Linked DNA regions of Homo sapiens: region 2 is linked to region 1. Evidence: read pairs that join two places in POLR2A ChIA-PET (ENCODE). Cell type or tissue: K562. All regions are shown on one strand. Links, peaks and the distances in the headings refer to the core of each region. The heading gives the core; the rest is flanking DNA.

Region 1 (5,461 bases), core at 339-5,338:
TGGTGCGGGGGGCAGTGCAGTGTACCTGCCACACAGGCTACCGGCTCACAGAGGATGGGCACACGTGCCAAGGTGAGCTGGGGCCTGGTTTGCAGCAGAGTCGGGGTTCTGAGCAGGGGCAGCAGACAGGCAGCTGTGTTTCCTATGGGTCAGGCATTTGAACGGTGTGACCTCATTTCGTCCTCACAATAACCCTAGGAGGTGGGGATCATCCTTCCCATTTCACAGATGGGGAGACTGAAGCACAGAGAGGATAAGTAGCTTACCAAAGGCCACACAGCTGGCGAGTAGCAGAGTTGGGATTCCAGCCCAGGTCTGCATGACCTTAAAGCCCTTAACCATTTCTTCTTTTTTATTTTTTATTTTTATTTTTTTGAGATGGAGCCTCGCTCTGTCGCCCAGGCTGGAGTGCAGTGGTGCGATCTCGGCTCACTGCAGCCTCCGCCTCCTGGGTTCAAGCCATTCTCCTGCCTCAGCCTCTTGAGTAGCTGGGACTACAGGTGTGCGCCACCACGCCCGGCCGCCCTTAACCATTTCTTAGACAGCCTTCCCACTAGGCCTGGAAAGTAGATGGGGATGTGGGCAGAAAAGCAGCTCGGCAGCCTGGGAGCGGGAGTGGGAGGACGACAGAAGGGAGATCTCTTGACCTGCCTGGTGTTCCCAGATGTGAATGAATGTGCCGAGGAGGGGTATTGCAGCCAGGGCTGCACCAACAGCGAAGGGGCTTTCCAATGCTGGTGTGAAACAGGCTATGAACTACGGCCCGACCGGCGCAGCTGCAAGGCTCTGGGTAAGGGCTGTTGGCACTTGGCTGGGTGGGCAGAGGGCCGAGCATGGAGGAAGGCCAGGTACTCTGGTGCTCAGGGATTTGCAGAGAGGTAGAGAGATTTCTGTCACAGTAAAATGCAGCAACAGTTGCATTCTGAGCCCCAAGAAAAATGCTGCTGGGGTGGAGTGGGGTGGGGAGGGGTGGAGGAATATAGTTTAAAGGTTGCCACTCTTCTGGTACTGATGCTGACAGCTTGGGGCATGTCCTTGTGAGCAAGTGGCTCCATCGGTCAGCTGAAGACCTGCTGATGGGTACCAGGGGCGGCTCTGAAACCCAGTGGGTATCCCATGTTTATACTGTTTCCCAGGGCCAGAGCCTGTGCTGCTGTTCGCCAATCGCATCGACATCCGGCAGGTGCTGCCACACCGCTCTGAGTACACACTGCTGCTTAACAACCTGGAGAATGCCATTGCCCTTGATTTCCACCACCGCCGCGAGCTTGTCTTCTGGTCAGATGTCACCCTGGACCGGATCCTCCGTGCCAACCTCAACGGCAGCAACGTGGAGGAGGTTGTGTCTACTGGGCTGGAGAGCCCAGGTAGGGAACAAGGCCCCATGGAGAGGGGCAGAGCCATGCCACATGCGCAGCAACGGTGGGAGGAATAGGCCAGTGGTTTGCAAACCTTAGGCAGCAGGACATCTTTTTCTTCCAGGGAAATCTTAGTTGGAGCCCTAATATAGAAAACATTTGTTAATGTATATCAATTTTATAGGTTCAAATATAACATTTGCTCATGATTGAGCTCAATCAGTGAGAATAATGAGACCACGTTGGTGGTTGTGATCATGGGAATCAGATTTATGGATGACAGAGTTCTCCATCAGCCTTTGCATCTAGTTTATTTCTGAGTTTTGTTTCGATTGCTTAGTATTAAGAATATTCTGATTGACCTGGATAAGTATATCAAAATGTTTTATAGATTGTTAAAAAAACAGGCCAGGCACGGTGGCTCACGCCTGTAATCCCAGCACTTTGGGAGGCTGAGGTGGGCAGATCACCTGAGGTTGGGAGTTTGAGACCAGCCTGACCAACATGGAGAAACCCCATCTCTACTAAAAATACAAAAGTTAGCCGGGCGTGGTGGCGCATGCCTGTAATCCCAGCTACTTGGGAGGCTGAGGCAGGAGAATTGCTTGAACTCAGGAAGTGGAGGTTGCGGTGAGCCGAGATCACGCCATTGTACTTCAGCCTAGGCAAAACTCCGTCTCAAAAAAAAAAAAAAAATAGTTCAAGCGTGGTGGCTTACGCCTGTAATCCCAGCACTTTGGGAGGCTGAAGCAGGCGGATCACGTGAGGTCAGGAGTTTGAGACCAGCCTGGCCAACATGGCAAAACCCCATCTCTATTAAAAATACAAAAATTAGCCAGGCATGGTGGCAAATGCCTGTAATCCCAGCTACTTGGGAGGCTGAGGAAGGAGAAACTCTTGAACCCAGGAGGTGGAGGTTGCAGTGACCCGAGACTGCACCACTGCACTCCAGCCTGCGCAATGGGAGTGAGACTCCATCTCGAAACAAACAAACAAAAAACCACAGAAACAGCTCACTTGTCAATCTCAGGCTATTTTACAAATAGGTGAAGTGGTCAAATTCTAATTTGGTATCAAGCACATTGGACTCAAATGCCTAGGGAATTTCTGAAATGCCTCTGCAAAACCCCAGATGACAATTTACAAACCCCTGGGTCAGTGCAGTGGGGGACCCTGGGAATGCGTCAGGGAGACAGAATTCAGAAAGTGATGTATGGTTGACTGTGAGGAGGAAGTGCATGCCCTTGGACAGTTACTTAACTCTTTTGTGCCTCAATTTCCTCATCCTCATGGAAATTACAGTATCTAGCTCACAGAGTTGTGATGCTTAAATGAATTCATGTATCTGAAGTGATGACAATAGTGCCTGGCCCAAAAAATTGCTTCCTGTAAGAGTTTGCTCCTATTACTATGGGACATGGGGGCCTGGGTTGACTCCTTGACATTTTTTGCTGCTGCTTCTCACCAGGGGGCCTGGCTGTGGATTGGGTCCATGACAAACTCTACTGGACCGACTCAGGCACCTCGAGGATTGAGGTGGCCAATCTGGATGGGGCCCACCGGAAAGTGTTGCTGTGGCAGAACCTGGAGAAGCCCCGGGCCATTGCCTTGCATCCCATGGAGGGGTAAGTTGTATCTCAGGCTCCCGAACTTTCTTGCAACCTCTCGGGACAGCTCCCAGGCTACCTGGACTAGACATTCTGGGAGTACATCCTCAAAGTGTGGTGTAGCTGGGCGCGGTGGCTCACGCCTGTAATCCCAGCACTTTGGGAGGCCAAGGCGGGCAGATCACCTGAGGTCAGTAATTCGAGACCAGCCTGGCCAACATGGGGAAACCCCATCTCTGCAAAATACAAAAATTAGCCAGGCATGGTGGCGGGTGCTTGTAATCCCAGCTACTCGGGAGGTTGAGGCAGGAGAGTTGTTTGAACCCAGGAGGCACAGGTTACAGTGAGCTGAGATTGCGCCACTGCACTCCAGCCTGGGAGAAAGAGCAAGACTCTGTCTCGAAAAAAAAAAAAAAAAAAAGTATGATGTTAATAACATGGGCTCTGTCCCCCACACACTTGAGTCTAGGTCCTGGCTCTGTAATAACTGGCTGTGTGGCCTTGGGCCAGTTAATCTCTGTCTGCCTTGTTTACTCATTTCTAAATTGGTGATTAAAAAAAAATACCTCCATCATAGTTGTATGAAGATTAAATGAGGTGATGCATTTTAAATTGCATATAACACACATTAGATAAGTTGTAGGTGTTTCGTATTTTTATTATTAGCTCATAAGGTTGACCTAATTAATACAAATTAATAGTTATTAGTAATTCATAAGAATTGTAATTAATTATTATAGCCTAAAAATTAATAGAGGGGCCGGGCACAGTGGCTCACACCTATAATTCCAGCACTTTTGGAGACCAAGGAAGGAGGATCACTTGAGTCCAGGAGTTCAAGATCAGCCTGGGCAACATAGTGTGGCCTCATCTCTACAAAAATGTTTTCTAAATTAGCCTGGCATAGTGGCACATGCCTGTAGTCCCAGCTACGTGGGAGGCTGAGGTGCAAGGATGGCTTGAGACTGGGAGGTCGAGGTTGCAGGGAACCGTGATTGCAACAGTGACCTCCAGCCTGGGTGACAGAGTAAGACCCTGTCTCAAAAAAAGTTAAATAAATAAAATTGAGAAATCTGGTCAGGTTCAGTGGCTCATGCCTATAATCTCAGCACTTTGGGATGCTGAGGTGGGCAGATTGCTTGAGCCCAGGAGTTCAAGACCAGCTTGGGCAACATGGCAAAACCCCATCTCTATAAAAAGTACAAAAATTAGCTGGACTTATTGATGCATGCCTGTAGTCCCAACTACACAGGAGGCTGAGGTAGGAGGATCACCTGAGCCCTGGAGTTCGAGGCTGCAGTGAGCCATGATTATGGCACTGCACTCCTGGATGACAGAGTGAGACTCTGTCTCAAAAAAAATTAAATTTAAAATTCAGAAATCTGAATTAAAGAAAAACTCCTGAAATGAAGTTCTCACCTCTGGCTTTTAAAAATTCTATGCAATCAATGGAGGGAGTATCTTATAAGGTCCTACAGTATGTATCAACTGTTTTAGAAACTGTGTGTGTGTATGTGTGTGTGTCTGTGTGTGTGTGTGTGTGTGTGTGTGTGTGTGTGTGTATAAAATACAAAAGGAGCCGGGCATGGTGACTCAAGCTTGTAACCCCAGCACTTTGGGAGGCCGAGGCAGGTGGATCACTTGGGGTCAGGAGTTTGAGACCAGCCTGGCCAACATGGTGAAACCCCATCTCTACTAAAAATACAAAAATTAGCTGGGCATGGTGGCGGGTGCCTGTAATTCCAGCTACTTGGGAGGCTGAGGCAGGAGAATCACTTGGGTCCAGGAGGTGGAGGTTGCAGTGAGCTGAAATCGTGCCACTGCATTCCAGCCTGGGCAACAGAGCGAGTCTCAAAAATAAAAGAAAATAAAATACAAAAGGCAGTGGAAGAGATTGTGACAAAGAAGAAAGTGCCTGTCCTAATATTACATTATATTGTCAATTCTGTGAGACTTTTGTCTGTTTTGTTCACTGCTAGATTTCCAGTGCCTAAGATAGTATGTCCTGCCTGTTGCCAGTATGAAAAAAAAAATTATTAAATGAATAAATGCCCTGTCTAAAGACATTTAAACTCAGACACTTAAAAAGCATTCTGAGGCTGGGCATGGTGACTCATGCCTATAATCCCAGTACTTTGAAAGGACAAAGCAGGAGGATTGCTTGAGCTCAGGAGTTTGAGACCAGCTTGGGTAACATAGCAAGACCTCATCTCTACTACAAAAAAAAATTAGTTAGGTGTAGCGATACTAGCTGCTCAGAAGGCTGAAGTGGGAGGCCTTCTGAGCCCAGGAGATTGAGGCCGCAGTGAGCTGTAATCTCACCTGCCCTCCAGCCTGGGTGACAAAATGAGACCCCGTCTAAAAAAAAAATTCATTCTGTGGACCAAACATTGGAGTCCCCTGAGTTAAATGGATAAAAGCGCCCTACCTGATTATTCTCCTGGTTACCTACCTGTTTTCTGCTGCCCACTTCCCAATTTACTTTTCTCTTCCTAG
Region 2 (5,505 bases), core at 83-5,082, 440 kb before region 1:
GGCAGTGTGGGTCAGGGGGTGGAAGAAGCAGCAGAGGGGCGCTTCCAGGCTGAGTCAGCTCCTCTGCTCCCTACTTCCCTCCTGCCCTGTTCCCAGGGGAATAAGGCCCCAGCCAGGCCAGCCCCAGATGCCCCAGAGGACACAGGTGACAGCGATGAGTGGGTGTTTGACAAGAAGGTGAGTGAGACTGAGGTCAGGAGGAGGCTCGTTTGTCTTTCATCACTTTCTACCTACGTGGTGCCGAGCCCTTGGCGAGGTCTCCATGGAGGTGCCACACTTGGCCGGGTGTGTTGCTGCCCCCAGCAGGGTCCCTGTGGGGCCCTCACACCTCAGGCAGAGGGTCTCTGTGAAGTGTGCTGATGGCCATCACAAGGATGTGGACACCCTCTCATTGCCAGGAAGCCCTCATGACTGGGCTGCTCCCTGGCTCCCTTCATCCTAAGCTGACCTTGACCTTGACCTTGTGCTCCCTCTCAACTCAGGAGTAGTTTCTGAGACACTTTTCTGCCAGTGTAGCTGCCGGGGTCTTGCTCCTGCCTGGCACTGTTGGTTCTTCTGAAGGCTGGGGTCTTGAGGGGTCCTCATGATAGCTCATCTGAGAGGACAGGTGGTTGCCCCAGGTCCCGTGACAAAGCTAGAACCCGAGCCCCTGCCCTCAGTCGGTGCCACAGAGATGATTTTGAACTAGATGCTGACGTGGATGCAGTCTTCCCACAGGCTGTGTTCCCCCCATGGACCCCCGGGACATCTGGCTGTTGGCGGAGGCTGCAAGGGCCTCTGGGGTCTGACTTGGATCTCACCCCAACTCTGCACCCCCCCAGCTGCTGTGTGAGACCGAGGGCCGGGTCCGCGTGGAGACCACCAAGGACCGCAGCATCTTCACGGTCGAGGGGGCAGAGAAGGAAGATGAGGGCGTCTACACGGTCACAGTGAAGAACCCTGTGGGCGAGGACCAGGTCAACCTCACAGTCAAGGTCATCGGTGAGGCCGGCCGGGGTCCAAGCTGGAGAACACAGAGGGGCAGCCCCAAGGAGGGCCCATCCGTTCGCTCATTCAGCCACTCGACAAACATCACGGGCATGCTCCCTGAGCCGAGCGGCAACAGGACAGGTTTTTCTGCCCAAAAGGAGCCCCGCTCTGGGGGAGATGGAGGCAGATGCATCCAGCAGATTTCCTGCGACACTGCTGTACATGAGCCATGTCCAGAGTGCCGTGGGAGCACTGAGCAGAGAGCCATCCCTGTGCCTGGGGGTGATGCCTTTAGGAGGCTGAGAAGATGGTGAGGAAAGGCATCCCAGGCAGAGGAAACTGTGTACAAAGGGGTGGAGGAGGGAAAGGGCCTTTTGGGTGTGGAGAATGAATGAAACATGTCAGGAGAGGACTGGGTGGGGTTGGGAGGATCAGAGCCAGGACAGGGGTGAATATGGGCAGTGAGAAGCCTTAAAGGGTTGACGGAGGGCTGGCGACATGATCAGAAATGCATCCTGTTGAGACCCAGCCTGGACAACACAGTGAGACTCCATATCACTAAAAAAAAAAAAAAAAAAAGGAAAAGAAGAAAGAAATGCATTCTAGAAAGATCTCTTTGGATCTGGGGGTGGTGGGGGCAGCCTGTGGCGGTTAGTTGGAGTGGGAAGGGGACGAGCAACGTTACTCAAGGCCCTGAGCGGGGCAGGGCTGATGTGGGTCCATCCCACCCCATCCAGACGTGCCAGACGCACCTGCGGCCCCCAAGATCAGCAACGTGGGAGAGGACTCCTGCACAGTACAGTGGGAGCCGCCTGCCTACGATGGCGGGCAGCCCATCCTGGGTGAGTGCAAGGGCACCGGATGGAGGTGTGAGGGCGCCAAACAGATCCGAGGGAAGGTGGTGTGGGGATGCCTGGGTTCCAGACCAGAGCTGCCACCTCCCCTGAGCCAGGCTACATCCTGGAGCGCAAGAAGAAGAAGAGCTACCGGTGGATGCGGCTGAACTTCGACCTGATTCAGGAGCTGAGTCATGAAGCGCGGCGCATGATCGAGGGCGTGGTGTACGAGATGCGCGTCTACGCGGTCAACGCCATCGGCATGTCCAGGCCCAGCCCTGCCTCCCAGCCCTTCATGCCTATCGGTGAGCCTGCCTGGCCTGGTCCTGCCCCCCGCCCCCTCCCCAGTTAAAAACCTCCAATAATAGCAGGTGCTCTGCAGGCAGCCATGCTAGACACTCACATCCACAGTCTCCTTTCATCCTCGACTGGGGATACTCAGCCGCATTTTACAGATGAGGAAACAGGCTCCAAGCAGTTAAATGACCTGCTTGAGATCTCCCAGCTGGTTGGGGTGGAGCTGACTCTCACACTACGCCGACCCCTAGTTCACGTTTCAAGCCTCTCTTTCCATGTCTACAAAATGGGAATAATGACACTGCCTATCTCAGAGAGCTGTTAGGATGATATGGGATGACCAGGCAGGCCATCTGGCATCTAACAGGTGCTCAATAAATGTTCATTGTCCCCTGTTCTCCACACCCTTCAACCCAGGGTTTTCACCTATGGGATGGGGCAAGGGCTGTAGTTAGTGGAGGGGTCTCAGGGGCATCTGTCTGTGGAAAGAGTCCTGGACCAAGACTCAGAGATGGCAGAGGCAGCTCCATGGTCCCCGGGGGGCCAACTGGAGTCATCCCTCCCTGAAGCCTCAGCTTCCTCATCTGTATAATGGGGTCTGAGTGGGCAGAACAGGTGTTGAGACTGTGGCAGGGCTCAGGAGGACACCTGTTCCCACTAGGGTGGGTGAGTCCGGGGGCAGCTGCCTGTGGCAAGGGCAGGCCAAGGACCCCTGGGCCCAGGGATGGGGCACAGCTTGGGAAGATGGCAGGAATCGGGGCCTGTGGGGAGAAGGGTCCAGGCCTCTCGTTTTAGGGACTGATTCCTGGTTTGTTCAGTTCTTAGTCAACTCACCTAATCATACGTGCCAGGAAATTCCCATGTTTTCTGTAGTTTTAGTTTTAGTTTTTTTTTTTTTTTTTTTTTTTTGAGATGGAGTCTCGCTCTGTCACCCAGACTGGAGTGCAGTCCTGGCGCGATCTGGGGTCACTGTAACCTTCACCTCCCAGGTTCAAGCAATTCTCCCACCTCAGCCTTCTGAGTAGCTGGGATTACAGGCATCCACCACCATGCCCAGCTAATTTTTGTATTTTTGTAGAGACGGAGTTTCACCATGTTGGCCAGGCTGGTCTTGAACTCCTGACCTCAGGTGATCCTCCCACCTCGGCCTCCCAAAGTGCTGGGATTACAGGCGTGAGCCACCGTGCCTGGCTGCTGTTGCTGTTTGTTTTTAAGCCAATCTACAGACATGTCTTGTAACAGGGACAAAATATTCCTTAAAGTGGCCAAAAGCCAGCTGAACAGGAAGTGCCCCCTATGTGACCAGTGGGCAGTTCAGAGTCTAGGGCATGGATCTCCAGCTTCCCCAGGCTTGCTCAGACCCCTCTCTGACCTCTCCTCTGCCCAGGTCCCCCCAGCGAACCCACCCACCTGGCAGTAGAGGACGTCTCTGACACCACGGTCTCCCTCAAGTGGCGGCCCCCAGAGCGCGTGGGAGCAGGAGGCCTGGATGGCTACAGCGTGGAGTACTGCCCAGAGGGCTGTGAGTGTCCCCGCCCCCAACCCCCCTCCCCAAAGGAAGAACATGCTCACCTTGCCATTGAGCAGATTCACCTGTAGTCAAGTTTTTTAGGCCCACTTTTGCCGAAAGTTGAGGACACCCAGAGAAATATCTGTCCTGTTTTCAGAAGTAAAAAAGCTTGCCTAGTGAAAAACAAATGCAGAGTAAAGCTGACTGTAACACTTCTTTGAGCAGTGCGAAATCAGCAACTACATTTTAAAAACATATTTAAGGCCAGGCGCGATGGCTTACGCCTGTAATCCCAGCACTTTGGGAGGCCAAGGTGGGCGGATCACCTGAGGTCGGGAGTTCGAGACCAGTCTGACCAACGTGGAGAAACCCCGTCTCTACTAAAAATACAAAATTAGCCGGGTGTGGTGGTGGGCACCTGTGATCCCAGCTACGCGGGAGGCTGAGGCAGGAGAATCACTTGAACTCGGGAGGCAGAAGTTGCGGTGAGCCAAGATCATGCCATTGCACTCCAGCCTGGGAGACAAGAGCGAAACTCCATCTCAAAAATAAATAAACAAATAAAAATTTAAAAAAACATATTTAAATCCTGGAGATTCCTATCAGAGGAGTGGGCAGTGGGAGTGGGGTGTCAGTGGTGACACAGCCTGTGGCCTTGCCTCCCCCTCCCCACCCCCAGGCTCAGAGTGGGTGGCTGCCCTGCAGGGGCTGACAGAGCACACATCGATACTGGTGAAGGACCTGCCCACGGGGGCCCGGCTGCTTTTCCGAGTGCGGGCACACAATATGGCAGGGCCTGGAGCCCCTGTTACCACCACGGAGCCGGTGACAGTGCAGGAGATCCTGCGTGAGTGCCCCTTTGTGCAGTCACAAGACCCGCCATTGACACCCCAGGCCCTTGGTGTCCAGTGGAGGTGGGGACAGTTGGGGAGGCCCAGAATGCTCTGCCCAGAACGCTGGGCAGAGACAGGAGGGGTTGGAGCCATCGTCCATGCGCTAGGCCTAGGGAAAAAGTGCAGAGAGGGTGGCCAGGCACAGTGGCTCAAGCCTGTAATCCCAGCACTTTAGGAGGCCAAGGCAGGCAGATCACTTGAGGTCAGGAGTTTGAGACCAGCCTGGCCAACATAGTGAAACCCTGTCTCTACTAAAAATACAAAAACTAGCCAGGTGTGGTGGCGCGTGCCTGTAGTCCCTCAACTACTTGGGAGGCTGAGGCAGAAGAATCGCTTGGACCCGGGAGGTGGCAGTTGCAATGAGCTGAGATCACACTATTGCACTCCAGTCTGGGTGACAGAGTGAGACAACGTCTCAAAAAAAAAAAAAGTGCAGAAAGGGCTCTCTTGGTGTATGTCAGTCCCTTAGTTCTGGAACAGGGAAAGTAAAAGCCACAGTACCCAAGCTCTCTTCCAGGAGTGTCTCAGCTCCAACAGGTAAATATTGTCTATGTAGTCAGATTGGTCCCTCTGGGATCCACTTCCCATTCCTTTGTTCCTTGTCCCAACAAAGGGTCCATCTTTTGTAAGGATTGGTTCTCAAAGCTGGAACGAGGCAGCAAACTCAGGTGGTAACAACACAGGGCATAGGGTGTCAAAGCCCAGGCTTACACCCTGGTCTATGACTTACTAGCTGTGTGACTTCAGTCAAGTTGCTTACCCTCTCTGATCCCTGCCTTTTGAAGTGGTGAGGCTCGGGGAAGCCAGCTGGGCTTGGGCAGCCTGGAGTTGCTGTGTTAGCAGGAGCTAAAGGAGGCGCAGGGCCCAGCAGGCAGCTTTTTTCTTAGCTGCAGCTCTCTGGGCCTTGTCTCAAGGGAGGTTGGAGCTGTGGAGCCCCTCAGAGCTGTGGCGGGCCCTCACTTAGCTACCCACTCTATACCCACAGAACGGCCACGGCTTC

Evidence for each region. ChIA-PET counts read pairs that join two places held together with the same protein. Peaks named below come from ENCODE experiments on the same cell type or tissue, not always from the same donor. Only the 100,000 strongest peaks of a DNase experiment are listed, where the experiment ranks them.
Region 2: POLR2A ChIA-PET joins it to region 1 with 5 read pairs; 2 of 35 experiments call an interaction of 5 or more read pairs at or near these places.

The regions. Positions count from the first base shown.
Region 1 is chr11:46,890,495-46,895,955 of GRCh38, reverse strand. LRP4 (LDL receptor related protein 4) reads left to right here. Exons shown (of 38, transcript NM_002334.4): 10 at 1-72; 11 at 665-790; 12 at 1,137-1,367; 13 at 2,827-2,983. Among named protein-coding and RNA genes, the nearest start is that of LRP4, 25 kb to the left of the region's middle. In K562, for the core only: no CTCF peak of the experiment used is centred there; no DNase peak of the experiment used is centred there; H3K27me3 peaks cover 1,542 bases.
Region 2 is chr11:47,333,996-47,339,500 of GRCh38, reverse strand. It overlaps MYBPC3 (myosin binding protein C3), which reads left to right. Exons shown (of 35, transcript NM_000256.3): 22 at 97-177; 23 at 822-981; 24 at 1,707-1,811; 25 at 1,922-2,110; 26 at 3,490-3,624; 27 at 4,292-4,459; 28 at 5,491-5,505. Among named protein-coding and RNA genes, the nearest start is that of MYBPC3, 16 kb to the left of the region's middle. In K562, for the core only: no CTCF peak of the experiment used is centred there; a DNase peak (open chromatin) is centred at 2,010.